2 separate regions of the Homo sapiens genome follow, and region 1 is linked to region 2. A link is a loop called in an ENCODE intact Hi-C map of the cell type or tissue named here. Cell type or tissue: heart left ventricle. All regions are shown on one strand.

Region 1 (8,000 bases), 750 kb after region 2:
ATTTTACCAAAAATATATACAAATAGCTAATAAGCAGATGAAAAGATACTCAACAACATTAGGCATTAGGAAAATGCAAGTCAAAACCAAAATAAAATAGCATTTCACAACCACTAGAATAGTTATAATTTAAAAGACAAACAGTAACAAGTATAGATGAGGATGTGAAGAAACTGGAAATCCTCATACATTGCTACCAAGATTGTAAAATAGTACACTTATTTTGGAAAACAGTCTTGTAGTTTCTCAAAATGTCAGAGAGTCACCATATGACCCAACAATTCCACTCCTAAGTATCTACCTAAGGGAAATGAATGAAGATGTATGTTTATAGAAGACATATGTCTCTACAAGACTTGTAGAAGCAATCAAAATGTTCATCGATAAATAAACTGTGGTATATTCATACAACACAGTACCATTCAGCAATAAAAAGGGACAAAGCACTGATACATGCTACAACTTGGATGAATCTCAGAAACATTATGCTAGTAAAAGAAGCCAAACACAAAAGACCACTGGATGTTAGGTCAGTGGCCTGGACCCAGCTCCACTAATCACTACCTGTGTTACATTGGCCAGCTACTACACCATTCTAAGATACAACTTCTGCTTCTGCAAAAGTCAGTTTAATAACAAGTGCCGTTTCAAACTTAAACAGCCTTGCACATCAAGAGAGGCAGCATATAAGAACAAGCCTTAAATGGCTTTTCTCAAAAATATAGAGAATAACAAGTGTTGGTGAGGATATAGAGAAAGAGGATGCCTTTACATTGTTGGTGGAAATGTAAATTAGTATAGCCATCATGGAAAATGGTATGGAGGTTCCTCAAAAAACTAAAACTAGAACTACCATATGATCCAGTAATCCCACTTCTGGGTATATTGCCAAAAGAATTGAAATCAATATGTCAAACGGATATCTGCACTCCCATGTTTATTGCAGCACTGTCCACAATAGCCAAGATATGGAATCAACCTAAGTATCCATCAACAGACGAATGGATAATTACAATGTGGTATATATACACAATGGAATATTATTCAGCCATGAAAAGAAGGAAATTCTGTCATTTGCAACAACATGGATGAACTTGGAGGACATTATGCTAAGTGAAATAAGCCAGTGCAGAAAAATAAATACCATGTGATCTCATTTATATGTGGAATCCTAAAAAGTTAAACTCACGGAAGTAGAAAGTAGAATGATGGTTACCAGGGACCAGTGGTAGAGGAAAAGAGAGAATGGGGAGCTGTTGGTCAAAGGGTACAAAATTTCAGATAGACAGAAGGACTAAGTTTTGAGATCTATTGCACAGCAGGGTGACTATAGTCAATAATAATGTATATTTCAAAGTAAGAGTAAATTTCAAATGTCACACAACAAAAAATGATAAGTGAGGTGATGGATATGTTAATTCATCTTGATTATCTTGATTTAATTATCCCATATTGTATACATACATCAAAACATCACATTATACCCTATAAATATGTACAATTATGATTTATTAAAAATAATATGAATAAAAATAAAATAAGAACATACTCCTTAGTTAGAAATGCTCCATGGGTCCAGAGTTGCTAATCATTGCCTTCCTTTCTGGTTTTCCTTTGCACTTTGCTCCAATGTTTAATTTAGTCCATTGGGATCTGCAAATTATATCCCAGATGCTATAGGACAAGGAACTACTTGATCTCTTTCAATCCAACTGGAGAAATGTACACTGAGCAAAGTCTATATAAAGGGCTTCACTCGGCTAAGCACTTGATACCTTTATTCCCTGAGTATCTTGAATGACCTTTCTCCAAAGCTGATCATAGTAGCTTGATTTAAAATAAAATGTGTTATTTCTAAAGTTGGCACAAAATCTAAGGGATGACATTTGTTCTCTTCTTTATAGTTTTCCTGTATTTTTTTCAGCTTTTCACAAAGAACATGTATTACTATTATATGTAGTGGAAGGTGTTATTCAAAAAGAAAACACTTTAATGCTGATTCCATTTTAGACCAAACATATATTGCTAGTACTTTCAAAACACTTACTAAATCATAGACCCTATCATAAGAAATGTGTACCTATTAATCCCCTCAACAACTCCATGAGGTAGGTTCTATCATTATCCCTTTTCGAGAAAATAGAGACACAAAGATTAAGGAACCTACACAGAGTCACACAGCTAGTAAGTGATGGAGCTGGGATTTAAGTTCAAGCGCTTTGGTTTTCAAGTTCATGCTTTTAACTAGTATTCCAGGAGTGAAAAACGAACGTGACTGCTATTACTGTCTCGTATGGCTCTAAGGGTCCAATTACACAAGCAGCCTGCCTTGGGAGCAAATTATTGGTCTCTTAGGCTGTGGAGTCCTGAAGGCAAGAACTATGTCTCATCCATCTGTGTTTTCATTAGCTTTTGCTGCGTAACAGTCCACCCTAAGCTTAGTGACCTAAAAACTACAGCCAACTACGTGACTCGCAATTCTGTGGGTTGGCAATTTGGGCTGGGCCTTTCTTTTGCTGGTCTTCTGCTATACTGAGTTAAGCCGTGCCAGTTGGCTGCTGGTCAACTAGGTGTCTCAGCTTCTGGAAGTTGGCTGGCTGTCAGCTGAGGTAATAGGAGCCCCTGGGGTCACGGATCTCTCATCATTCAGCAGGCTAGCTTGGGCTTCCTCACACGACAGCAGCGGCAGGGTCCCAAGAGCCTCAAGAGTGGATATGCCCCAGTGAGCAAGAGCTTTCAGGTCTCTGCTTGCATCACATTTGCTATTGACCCATTGGCCAAAGCAAATCAAATGGCTATGCCCAGAGTCAATGTGGGAGGGGACTGCCCAAAGGCATGGATACAGACAGGTAAATAATTTGTGGCCATTTATGCAATCTACCAATATCCCCATAATCAAACACAGAACCTTATAAATAGTAGACATGAAATAAATACTTATTGAACTGAATGCTATCTCCCCTTCATGAAAAATCGAGATAAGACCAATAATCTCTTTCCTCTCTACACTAAGTACACCACATCAAGGAGACAGAAGAGGCTGGCTGACCCCTCCTCACAGAGGGTTACCTCACCCTGGGTGATGGAGCCCATCACTTGACAGTCACCTCATAACCATGGTCTTCTCAGCTCCTGGGGTGAGGGGTGCGTTCTTACTGGTGGCTGCTTCCCTAATGCTCTTAGGATGGCAGGACTTGCTCTTCTCAGTGGTTCCATCAAGCTCCCAAGGGGAGTCCCTTGGCCCCCTGCTTCTGCCAAGTCCTGCAGTGACACCTTTATGAAGCAGCTCAAATTAGCAGCCCTGCTCGCCCTCTAGTGGTTTCTTAAGGCTGTACAGCCCTTTGAAGAAAAGTGTTCGAGGCCTTCTACAACTGTACCAGAATAAATAATTGCGGGTGCTTTGGATCAGTGGTTTTCAACAGGGCGTGATATTTTCCTGCAGTGGACATTTGGCAGTGTCTGGAGACATTTTTGGATGTCACAGCTTAGGGGTGGAGGCTGGCATCTAGTGGGTAGAGGCCGGGGATGCTGCCAAACATCCTACATTGCACAGGACACTCCCATAACACAAAATTGTCCAGTCCAAAATGTCAATAGTGCCACAGTTGAAAGATCTTGCCTTATATTCAGAGTGAGCCCTCATTTGTTTTAAGGATGCACCCACAGGCCCACCCAAGGTTGTTCCATGGATGGATCACCCACTCTGGGAAGAGTCAATCTGTAGGAAACAACCCTAAAGTCTCAATGTGAAACTTAAATCTCAGGAACAATTCCTGGGGCATCCCATGATTCTCCAGGTTGGACAGACAAACTAAGCGCTAAACAGGAGCTTGGTTACAGGCAAGAACATCTTACTGTCTCTTTCCATTATCTATGCTCAATCCCATTGATTCAGAGAGCAATTTTCTCAGGAAAGAAAAGTGCTTTAAAGTTTTTATTGTAAGCCAACTAATAGCCCTAGGAAATAAAAATGTCTTCCAGTGGAGAATTGCACCGTGGGACTTCTGTGTGAACCATCAGAAACCTTTGATAAAATTTATATTAGTTGTGTAAACTAAAAAAAAAATTCTAAGCCCCCCAACCATCTGAAAGGACCCCTTCTCTCAGCCAAGGACATTCCAAAGAACCTGAAAAACTAGTTCAGGCAATGATGGGATGCCGGGGCTGGCGGGGTTGGGGGGCAGTGGGGGGCATAGTTGGACATGCCTCCTTATACCCGCCTTGCTTTGGAATTCAGGCACAACTGACCAGCATTCACATTACAATAGACATCTTAAGACTTTGTAGCAATAAGACACCGAATTCCAGCCTGACTCTATTATAGCATCACTTGACAGATAGCAGGCCCTGAAAGAAATTGAAGTATTTTACCCTAAAATATATTTTTTGACATATTTTGAAATGGCCCTGCAATGCTGTCTCTTGTGGGGAAAATCTACATTCTGGAAAGAATCCCTTTACTTTTCCAGGTCTTCGTCCTGATCCAGGAGAGAATTAACTAATAGTCTGGCACCTTTTTAAGTCTAATAAGAAATATTTACAATCTATTTTCTCTGAAGCCTGCTACCTAAAGGCTTCATCTGCATAATAAGAACCTTGGTCTCCACAACCCCTTATCTTAGCCCAGACACTCCCTCCCATAGATTCCAGGCCTTTAGAAGAAGTCTTTCAACCAATTGCCAATTGGAAAATCTTTGAATTCACCTCTGACCTAGAAGCCCCCACTTCCAGTTGTCCCACCTTTCCAGACCAAACCAATGTACACCTTACATGTACTGATTGATATCTTATGTCTCCCTAAAATGTATAAAACCAAGCTGTGGCCCAACCACCTTGGGCACATGTTCTCAGGACCTCCTGAGGCTGTGTCATGAGTACGTCCTTAACCTTCTCAAAATAAACTTCTTTTTTTTTTTTGAGACGGAGTCTCGCTCTGTCTCCCAGGCTGCAGTGCAATGGCGCGATCTCAGCTCACTGCAACCTCTGCCTCCCAGGTTCAAGTGATTCCCCTGTTTCACCCTCCCTAGTAGCTGGGATTAAGGCGTGTGCCATCACACCCGGCTAATTTTTTGTATTTTAGTAGAGACGGGGTTTCACCATGTTGCCCAGGTTGGTCTCAAACTCCTGAGGTCAAGCAATCCACCCACCTCAGCCTCCCAAAGTGCTAGGATTACAGGCGTGAGCCACCGCACCCGGCCCTCAAAATAAACTTCTACATTGATTGAGACTTGTCTCAGTTCCTTTTTGGTTTACAGTTGCAAGGAATAAATGACAGGCATCCGGTTTTAACAAAATAACACTTGTTCCATGCAGGAAGAGAATTTCTTAATGTCAGAGAAAGAACACCAAGAGCCGAGGGAAGGAAAGCTACACAGACACTGATTGCTGTGGCAAGTCCATGTAAAAAGCAACAGGAAATGAAAGCTTTCACTCTAAGCTTTTAGCAATGTTAATTAGAGGAGAGTGGCTGACATTTCCCTAGAATGGAACATAAACTAAAATTTACCTAGGAATTTTACTTCTGAAATTTTCTCAGAAGAATTCAACAGTAAAGGTGCTTCTTATTAGCTCTGGACTTTATTCCTTATCTACTATTTTCTTATACTCCCTTATGCTAGTAGCTAGGAAAATCCTCCTCACTCATTACTTCAAGATCCTCATTCAAGAATGAGGCAGGGAGGACAAGCAGGAAATGAAGCGTTCGTGGCTCCTGCTGCTCTTTGCTTTCTCCTCTTCTTACCAGATCCTGAGGCTTCCAAACACCCTGCTCTCCCTCTCCTCTCTTCTTCCTCCTGTTTTCTTCACTTCACCCTTGCTGGACCCCAGAACCCCTGAATGGCAGAAACCCCAGGCATGGCGTGGAGATATGGTCAGCCTTGGGGTTAAAGGTACATCGCTCCCTCCACGCCCCCCAGGGTTTGCTGTGTGGCTCAGATAGGACTTGGGAAAAGGCCTTCCTGCTCTGATCATTCTCCCAATGCAAGGCCAGCTCTGGGATTTGGACCCATCCAAGGAAGAGCCAAGAGTCTGTCCCCAGCCTCTTGCCTTATGAACCCACCTCCTATGTTGGCCCTGTCCTCTAATATCCTCTACACTGGCTGCTACCTGTGACTGCCTAGACTTCTCCAAGGCTTTCCAGACCTTGCCCATAGTAAGCCATGGAGCAGCAGTCAAGTAGCACCCAGGCTCAGGCCTTAGGGGAAGAGTTTCTCAAGAAAAGTTCCCCATTGGGTTCCTGATTGGGATTCCATCACTACTGGTTATTATTCCAGAGGCATCTTACTTCAGAGAGACTTTAAGGAACAATGAGGCTGGGCTCTCTGTTTAGGTCAGGAGCCACCTCTGGCTGAACTTAATTTCCAGGATGTCACAATAAGGTCAGAATCCCTGTGTCAAGTGGTAGCTATGGAGTGGAAAGAACAAAGACAGCTTACAAGCTCAGACAAAATGGTGACCTGAATGTATATGGAAAACAACATGAGCTTTTGAGTTATAAAAAGCTCTCTATTGAGGGCTTATTCTGTACTAGATACTGCACTAGGCATTTTATAAACATTTTCTCACATGCTAGCTGTGTGACCTTGGGCAAGGTGGTTAACCTCTCTGTTTCTGTTTCCTTTGCCAGGTAGAAATACCTACCTTGAAGAGTTGTTTTGAGGATTAGTCAAAGCAACATACAGGAAGTTCCTGGCACATGGTAGGTATCTTAGCCCAGGCTGCCATAACAAAATACCACAGAATGGGTGACTTCAACAACAAAAATTTACTTTTCTCACAGTTCTGGAGGCTGGAAGTCTCAGATCAAGTTGCTGTTTGATTCAGTTCCTGGTAAGGGCTCTCTCCTTGGGTTGCAGACAGACAGCTGACAGATCTCTCTCTCTCTCTCTTCCCCTTCTTATAAGGGCATTAATTCCATCAAGAGGCCGGGCGCGGTGGCTCACACCTATAATCCCAGCACTTTGGGAGGCCAAGGCGGGCGGATCACAAGGTCAGAAGATTGAGACCATCCTGGCTAACACAGTGAAACCCCGTCTCTACTAAAAATACAAAAAATTAGCTGGGCGTGGTGGTGGGCACCTGTAGTCCCAGCTACTCCGGAGGCTGAGGCAGGAGAATGGTGTGAACCTGGGAGGCGGAGCTTGCAGCGAACTGAGATCGCGTCACCGCACTCCAGCCTGGGCGACAGAGCAAGACTCCGTCTTAAAAAAAAAAAAAAAAAAAAAAAAAAATTCCATCAAGAGGACCCCACCCTCATGATCTCATCTAACCCTAATTACCACCCAAAGGTGCCATCTCCAAATATCATCACTTTGGGAGTTAGGGCTTCAACATAAGAATTTCAGGGGCCACAAAATTCATTCCATAACAAAAGACAGTAAGCAAATGATAGCTAGTATTACTATTACAATTATTAATAATAAAATAGGTATAAACTACTCCTTGGCATTAGGAAAATAGCTACAACGCATGGCTTTGTCTAAATCAAAGAAAATATGGCTTGAGCACCCACTCAGCTGAATGGGTATTGGCAGAAACTAAAGCATCAATTTCTTGGTGCCTCCTCGAAGACTCTCAGTGCTGTAGCAGTGCTGAGCTATTTCTCCCTTCTGTGTCTTGAGACCTCTGATGAACAGTTCCCCCATCACTGATTGGGCACCATTGATCTGGTCAGCTGCTACAGCGCCTGCTAACCATGATGCTTTCCACCATCAACAGAGCATTCTCTGTGATCCTTCCACATCTAAAGTGCTACACTCCTGTGAGTGCCACTGTCTTCAATTGTGGAATTTCCATCCTGGTCCCTCTTCCTTATCCCCAGGATCCATAGCACCCAAGAATCAAGACTCTTCCCTCTTTAGACTTCCAAGCAGAAGTCTCCACCCACGCCCTTTCTTTGATAGTCCAACCCAGTTATGGGTTACCTTCAGGGCAGCCTTCCCACATCCCCAGTAAATTTGTCTTCTTCCACCCTGAGAAAGGTGAAAAGTATGTTTATTTCT
Region 2 (8,000 bases):
TCATGTTGGAAGGCCAAGGGGAGCCAACGTGCAGAGATCACATGGTAAGAGGGAGAGGAGGAGGTACCAGGCTCTTTTCAACAATCAGTTCTGTGGCTGAATGTGATGGCTCACACCTGTAATCCCAGCACTTTGGGAGGCCAATGCGGGAGGATGGCTTGAGGTCAGGAATTGGAGACCAGCCTGGGCAATATAGTGAGACCTTGTCTATACAAAAAAAAATTTTAATTAAAAAAAAAAACAATTGGCCAGGTATGGTGGCCCATGCCTGTAGTCCCAGCTACTTGGGAGGCTGAGGTGGGAGTGTCACTTGAGCCTAGCAGGTCAAGGCTGCAGTGAGTCACAGTTGTGCCACCGTACTCCAGCCTGCGTGACAGAGTGAGACCCTGTCTCAAAAAAAAAAAAACCCAAATCAGTTCTCTTGGGAACTAAGAGTAAGAACTCACTTCCACCCGAATGGCACCAAGCTATTTATAAGGGATCTGCCCGCGTGATCCAAACACCTCCCATGAAGCCCCACCTCCAACATTGGGGAGCAGGTGTCAACATGAGACCTGGCAGGACCAAACAGACCATATCCAAACCATAGCAAAAGTATAGGGAAATCATAAGGAAATATAATTGCTTCTTACAGCTTTTTTGTAATTTAGGTTTTGTTTGTTTGGTTTATTGGTTTTGTTTTTTTTTTTAATAGGCTCTCACTGTGTCACCCACGCTGGTGTGCAGTGGTGCAGTCATAGCTCACTGCAGCCTTGAACTTCTGAGCCCAAGTGATCCTTCCGCCTCAGCTTCCCAAGTAGCAGGGACTACACGATTATGTACCACCACGCCAAACTCATTTTTAAATTTTTTGTAGAGATGAGATCTCACTGTGTTGCCGAGGCTGGGCTTGAACTCCTGGCTTCAGGTGATGCTCTTGCCCCAGCCTCCCAAAGTGCTGATGTGAGCCATCGCACCTGGCAGCAATTTAGTTTTAAATGTTGTATCAACAATAAAAAGAACATTTTAAATGGTCATCTCTCAAAGAAGAAATGTGTCTTCAACTCTTTTTTTTCTTTTTTTTTTTTCTTTGAGACGGAGTCTTTCTCTGTCACCTAAGTGGCGTACGGTGGCGCGATCTTGGCTCACTTCAACCTCCGCCTCCCGGGTTCAAGCGATCCTTCCACCTCAGCCTCCTGAGAAGCTGGGGTTACAGGCATCCACCACCACACCTGCTAATTTTTGTATTTTTTTTTAGTAGAGACGGGGTTTCACCATGTTGGCCGGGCTGATCTCAATCTCTTGACCTCAAATGATCCACCCACCTTGGCCTCCCAAAGTCTTGGCATTACAGATGTGAGCCACCACACCCGGCCAGTCTTCAACTCTTGTCTAATTCCTATAAGGAGAACTTACTTTTCTCAATATAAACATTTTCTCTCCTTTAAATGTAAATGGATTTTGGATGTTAGTATTTCATGCAAAGCAGAATGGGAACGAGCAAATGTTGATCCCTTACTGAAATGCGACTCAGTTTGCTATATGTATTTTATTTTATTTTTCTCCCCGAGTCCTTTTATTCCAAAGAAATATTAATTGCTGTCCTTGCCTAAATTTCTTCCTGATCTTTGTTTCTATCTCATTTTGGATTGTCATATGGTTTTCTTGGTGGCTTTACTTTGGGTGAGGAAACATGTTTAAATGTCATAGGTTGACTGAGGCTGTGGGTTTATTCTGGAGAGATTCTGTATAGTCACGTGTTAACCCTCTTTTCATGGTGTTTCAGCTGCACTTAGTGCATTGGAACGCAGTCAAATTTGAAAACTTTGAGGATGCAGCACTGGAAGAAAATGGTTTGGCTGTGATAGGAGTATTTTTAAAGGTAAAAAATCTCACCAACTTTAAATGACGTGTTGTATTCTAGGATGAAAAGATAGAACAGTATAATATTGTTATTTACTTTAAGAATATTGGGATCCCTACACTGGTAAGATAAATAGTGATTGTTAAGGATATATTTTAAATGGCATGAAACCGTGCCATCCAATAGAGTGGTCACAAGCCACACGTGACAGTTGGGCACTTGAAATGTGGCTGGTGTAACTTAGGAAATGAAGATTTAATTTACTTCTAATTCACTTAAATTTCAATTAAAAAACTGATATTCAATTCAGTTATTGAAAAACTTTTGGGTTGGGCGTGGTGGCTCACGCCTGTAATCCCAGCCCTTTGGGAGGCCGAGGCAGGCAGATCACTTAAGGCCAGGAGTTCGAAGCCAGCCTGGCCAACATGGCGAAACCCTGTCTCTACTAAAAATACAAAAATTGGCCGGGCGTGAAGGCAGGCGCCTGTAATCCCAGCTTCTTGGGAAGCTGAGGCACAAGAATTGCTTGAGCCCACGAGGCAGAGGTTGTAGTAAGCCAGGATCGTGCCACTGCACTCCAGCCTGGGCGACAGAACGAGACTGTCTCAAAAAAAAAAAAAAAAAAAAAAGAAAAACTTTTAAGAATGTTTGGAACCATTTGGATATGTATATATATGTTTTCAAGTATAAATTTTTTGAAATCTAAATATAGATCAAGTATTTTTGATGAAAAAGGTAGCATCCAAATTGAGATGTGCTGAAGTGTAAAATACACAACAGATTTTTAAAACTTAGTATGGAAAAAATATAAACCATCTCATTAATAACTTTTCGTATTGATTACATTTTGAAGTGATAATATATTGAATATATTTGGTAAAATAAAATATTAAAAAGGATTTCATCTATTTTTACTTTTTAAATGTGGTCACTAGAAAATTAATTACCTCTGTGGCTTGTATCATACTTCTGTTTTTAAGCATTGGTATAAAAGGATAAAGGCGAATAAATAAATAATAGTTAAAATGTAAGATTAATGTATTTTAGGCCAGGTGCGATGGCTCACACCTGTTGTCCCAGCACTTTGGGGAGGCCGAGGCGGGCGGATTACTTGAGTCCACGAGTTCGAGACCAGCCTGGCCAACATGGTGAAACCCCGTCTCTACTGAAAATATAAAAATTAGCTGGGTGTGGTGGCGGGCACCTGTAGCCCCAGCTACTCGGGAGGCTGAGGCAAGAGGATCACTTGAACCCGGGAGGCAGGAGCTGCAGTGAGCTGAGATCGCGCCACTGCACTCCAGCCTGGGTGACAGAGTGAGACTCTGTCTCAAAAAATTTAAAAAAAAAGAATACATTTTAAACGGAAGAATGTATTTTAAGCAGAATAGAAAGATAAAGGCAAATAACTAGGAAATCTTGAAGGGAACTAATATTCATGAGTGCTAAGTGACTCCATATTTGCCAAGTGCTTAGTTTATCTTTCTAAGAATTCGGCAATATTATTGTCTCCATTTTTCAGATGAAGAAAGTGAAGCTCAGCGAGGTTAAGTGCTTTCTTGCTAGGTCACACAGCTAGCTAACGGAGGACTGGGGTTAAAAATCCATAGGCCACACTCTCATGGGGCCCCTGAGCTCTTGCAGGTTCAGCAGCTACAGGCTTCCTGCATGCTTCCAACTTTAGTCTGCACTAGAGGCTGAGCGTTTTAAGGGTACCTGGGATTTGTTTTAGTCGGGTACAGTAAGACATGCAGACATGGGAATGACTGTCATGAAGGAAGAAGTTGATCCTGTTTCCAGATCCCTAGAAGCTGGAGGCATGGCACACTGTGCAGAGCCACATGAGGAAGCACCAGGGTTGGTCAAGAGGCAGAGAATGTGAGGGGAAAATGCGGGCAAGAGCTTTTATTGTGGTTTCAGTGGGAAGGAACAGGCGAGGCAGGGTAAGCAGGCTTGGGATTGGCTAGTTTGAATAATTTCAGAGTGTTCTGGGGCCTAGGGGGCTGTCCCCACTTGGCTGATACCTGACCGTGGAGTGATTGGTGCAGGAGAACAGTGGCCCCAGTCTAAGAGCCTGATAAAGGAGATGGTGGGGCTGTAAGCTCTGGATTGCATATGAAAGGTGCTCTTGCAGTTGTCTGTTCTCTCTGGGAATTAGCCAGCCTTGGGAGGGACAGTGCTTGTGGTGTCAACAAGTCCCCAGATATCAAAGCATTAAATACAAAAGCTATTAATAGAAAACGTGCTTTATGTACTGAGTCTCCTGGAACATGCCCTTGAGGACTTAGGGGCCTGCGCCGAAAGCCTGGCCTTCATGTGCTGTAACCTGTTTGAAGAGCTTCAGCCTCCAGGGTCCCTGTGGGCCAAGGCTTAGGAAGGCCCGGGGAGGTGAGTGGAGCAGGAGCACCTTTCCCTGTGGACTGCAGGCACAACGTCAGACAGCCTGCTCATGTGTTCTGTGTCCAGTTTAGTTCGGTGATGTTTATAACATTCTAAATTGCCAGTTTAAGTGGTTTCAGACTGTGATTTGCTTTTAGGTAATCACCAGATGGTCATTTTTAATTCATATTTCATTCCAATTCTACAGTGAGATGTCCGTTGTTTTTAATGTTTTCTCATTTGTTGTTCTTTAGCTAGGCAAACATCATAAAGAGCTATAGAAATTGGTGGATTCCATGCCATCAACTAAGTGTGGGGTAGTATTTTTCCTAAATTGCCTGAAATATATTTTGTGTTTCAATCTCAAGAGTGGAGACATTACCAAGGCACTTTGAATTGGGAAGTTTAAGTAGGTGAACTGTATTCCAGTTCTCTTTCAACACTGCCTTAGAAGGAGACCTGTAATTTATGAATGACCCTGGCCCTGGGTCACATTGCAGGGGACAGAAGTGATCATGTGGGTGGGCCAGTGAGCTTTCTGGTTTTGCTGCAGTGCCGCTGAGGACTTGGGGACTCAGGAACATATTGCTGTCCCCTCCTCTGTTCCTGACACCGGCTCCTTCTAAGTCCTTGTGAACACACCCAGAGCAGCCTTCTGTTCTGTAGCTGCCATCCCACAGGCAGGGAGCAGAGCGCAGTTCTACAGAAACTTGCCTTGTCCAGCTGGAAAGAACAATGACCCACATCCTTCAGGTTGGATGCCTTTGTCCAGCCCCCCAAGATTATTTCTTCTATATTCAGAATCTCAAAGGGCTGTGCTCTGGAGGCCCATATATTGTCTCCTTCTCCCTTTCATCCCCCACTGTATCCTTCTGGTCCCCACCTCTTTCCCCCTGCTTTCCTCTCCATTTCCCTCTTTTTTCCTCTCTCCCCTTTTAGTCCAGGTTTCTGGCTCCTCCTGATCTGCATTTCATTTTTTGTTTGTTTCTATCAACTTTTATTTTAGATACAGGGGGTACCATGTGCAAGTTTGTTACATAAGTATGTTGCATGATGGTGAGGTTTGGGGTACAGATTCCATCACTCAGGTAATGAGCACAGTACCAAATGGGTAGTTTTTTAACCCTCTCCCCCCTCCAGTAACCCCCAGTGTCTATTGTTCCCATCTTTATATCTGTGTGCTCAATGTTTAGTTCTCTCAAGAACATGCAGCATTTGGTTTTCTGTTCCTGCATTAATTCGCTTAGGATGATGGCTTCCAGCTGCATCCATGTTGCTGCAAAGGACATTATTTCATTTTTTATGGCTGTGTAGTATTCCATAGTGTATATATTACATTTTCTTTATCCAGTCCGCCGCTGATGGGCACCTAGGTTGATTCTGTGTCTTTGCTATTGTGAATAGTGTGACAGTGAACATATGAGTGCATGTGTCTTTTTGGCAAAATGATTTATTTTCCTTTGGGTTTATATCCAGTAATGGTATTGCTGCATTAAATGGTAGCTCTGTTTTTAGTTATTTGAGAAATCTACAAACTACTTTCCATAGTGGCTGAACTAATTTACATTCCCACCAACAGTGTATATGCATTCCCTTTTTGCCACAGCCTCACCAACATCTGTTGTTTTTTGACTTTTTAATAATAGCCATTCTGACTGTTTTAAGATGGTATCTCGTTGCGGTTTTGATTTGTACTTTTCTGATGATTACTGATGATGAGCATTTTTCATGTTTGTTGGCTACTTGTATGTCCTGAGAAATGTCTGTTCATGTCCTTTGTCCCTTTTTTAATGGGGTTGTTTTTCTGCATTGCATTTTAAAAGGAAAATTCTCAGTCTCCCTTGAAGAAGTGAAGCCTCCTTCTTTATGCACTGGCCACTGTCTAATACCTCCCAGCAATACTCAGAGGAGACTACCTGCTGGAACCTCACTAGAATTGAGAGATCAAATGGTTTTGGCTGTTTTCCCACTGGAGAATATAAAAAATACACAGTTAATTTTAGAAACAAAGGCTGGGCATGATTCCATCCTAAGCAGCAATTCTTCAGGTAGCTGCCCAGAAGGGCCTGGAGCTCCTCTGGACCACTGCTGATCTCCAGATACTCCCTGAGAACCGTCACCTCGGCGTCCAATTCCTGAGTGGTTTTCACTACTAAATAATGACTCAGTGACCCAGTCTCTTGGCCAGGACGCTGTTATGGAATTTGGGTCGTTTGGCACTTCCTGCCTGGTGCCCACCTGTCTAGATTACTGGACCCAAGTAGGTCCAGTATCTCCCTGGTCCAGCCCTGTCTTGAGTCCATCACCTTTATCATTAAGAAGCAGCCAGTAGAGGTTGATGATGATCAGGTACGTTCTCTCCACAATTTTCATCTAAGGAAATCCTCGTCTCCCCTTTTAAAACAAGGCTGGGCTCAGACTGTGGCATCAGTTTTAACATCTTGTAATGCTTATACATTTTTATTGAAGTGTACCAACGTCTTATCTCAGTTTGGACATGAATTTAGAGATATTTCAAATTAGCTAGAGAGAAGAGTTAAAACATAGAAGAACATAAGCTTTTTACATCTATATTTGACAGTGACATATGTTTTTATTATACATGCATTGTGTAGATTCTCTATGAAAATTAAGACCCTTTTAAATAAAAAAACGAAGGCTGGAAATGGGTGTATTCAAAACCCTTTAAAATCCTTAAGGGAGTTTTGCTATAGAATCTCAGGATAAAGACAGACTCCGACAATATTCATCCAGAAATTTTCATGTAAGTCAGTTGTTTGAAACTTGGGATTTATTTTTCTCTTAGAAACTAAGTCTAAGTGGTGGTTACTACATCAGCACACAAAATCCTGTTTAATTCATAAACTAAACTGTAATAATAACTGCGTTTACTTGTTCATATTGGATTTTTATTGACTAAAAGCTTCCAGCCTCTTTTTCATGCAGCCAGGATAACAGTGATACCAAAACCTATCAAAGATTAGACCATCCTACCCCCAAAATATAACAATAGGCCAATATCTCTAAAAAATATGTAACAACAGAAAAAAAAGCTAAATAAAATAGTAGAAATAGAATCTAGCAGTGCATTAGAAGAAATATATACTTTGTCCAGGTAGGGTTTATTCCAGTAATCCACAGATGGTTCAGTACTAAGAATGATATACTTACAATTAATGGATTTCATCCCATCAACAAATCTATATGATCATTTCCATGGATTTCCTAAAATACGTTAGACAAAACCCACCATCCCTTTAAAAATTTTTTTAATAAAACAGAAATGAAGAATTCCCTAACTGGATGAAGTAGATTTATCTCAGCTCAAAAATAAATAGTATGTTTAATGTGGAAAGGATATCATTAACTCCATGGTTATTAGCATACTAAATATTAAATTTAATTGAATTAACCTCTGGCAGGAGCCAATAAAGTTAGGCCAAAAAACATAAAGAACATTAGAGAAACACTAAAAACTCCTACAAAGATAATTCAGCAATTAGTGGAGTACCATGTCAATTTATAGAAATCAATTCCGTTGGCATATATAACTCACAGTTAGTTAAAAGACATAACAGAAGAAGGAAACCTACTTATAATAGAAACTAAAATAATGTTAATAAACAACATAAAATGTTAAGAAAGCTATAAAACATTTCTGAGGGACACAGAAGACTTGACTTTATAAAATTCATACCCTGTTTTTACATAGGAAGATATTATAAAGACACCTTTGATGTCAGTTCTCCTTAAGTTGATTCCATAAATTTAATATGGTTTT

What was found. Hi-C counts contacts between places; a loop is a spot of excess contacts. Peaks named below come from ENCODE experiments on the same cell type or tissue, not always from the same donor. Only the 100,000 strongest peaks of a DNase experiment are listed, where the experiment ranks them.
Region 1: it touches region 2 in a loop (5-fold over the local background); 11 of 110 quality-filtered maps call a loop at or near these places.

Annotation. Positions count from the first base shown.
Region 1 is chrX:16,442,059-16,450,058 of GRCh38, forward strand. The region is part of intron 1 of LOC124905249 (a long non-coding RNA gene); the gene reads right to left. Among named protein-coding and RNA genes, the nearest start is that of MIR548AM, 180 kb to the right of the region's middle. RefSeq lists enhancers at 3,219-3,418, 4,488-5,013, 5,014-5,539. In heart left ventricle, a CTCF peak has its summit at 3,310 (motif pointing left); no DNase peak of the experiment used is centred here.
Region 2 is chrX:15,691,198-15,699,197 of GRCh38, forward strand. CA5BP1-CA5B (CA5BP1-CA5B readthrough) reads left to right here. Exons shown (of 12, transcript NR_160544.1): 3 at 1,766-1,861. It also overlaps the pseudogene CA5BP1. Among named protein-coding and RNA genes, the nearest start is that of CA5BP1-CA5B, 20 kb to the left of the region's middle. RefSeq lists an enhancer at 3,749-4,291. In heart left ventricle, no CTCF peak of the experiment used is centred here; no DNase peak of the experiment used is centred here; H3K27ac peaks cover 1,895 bases.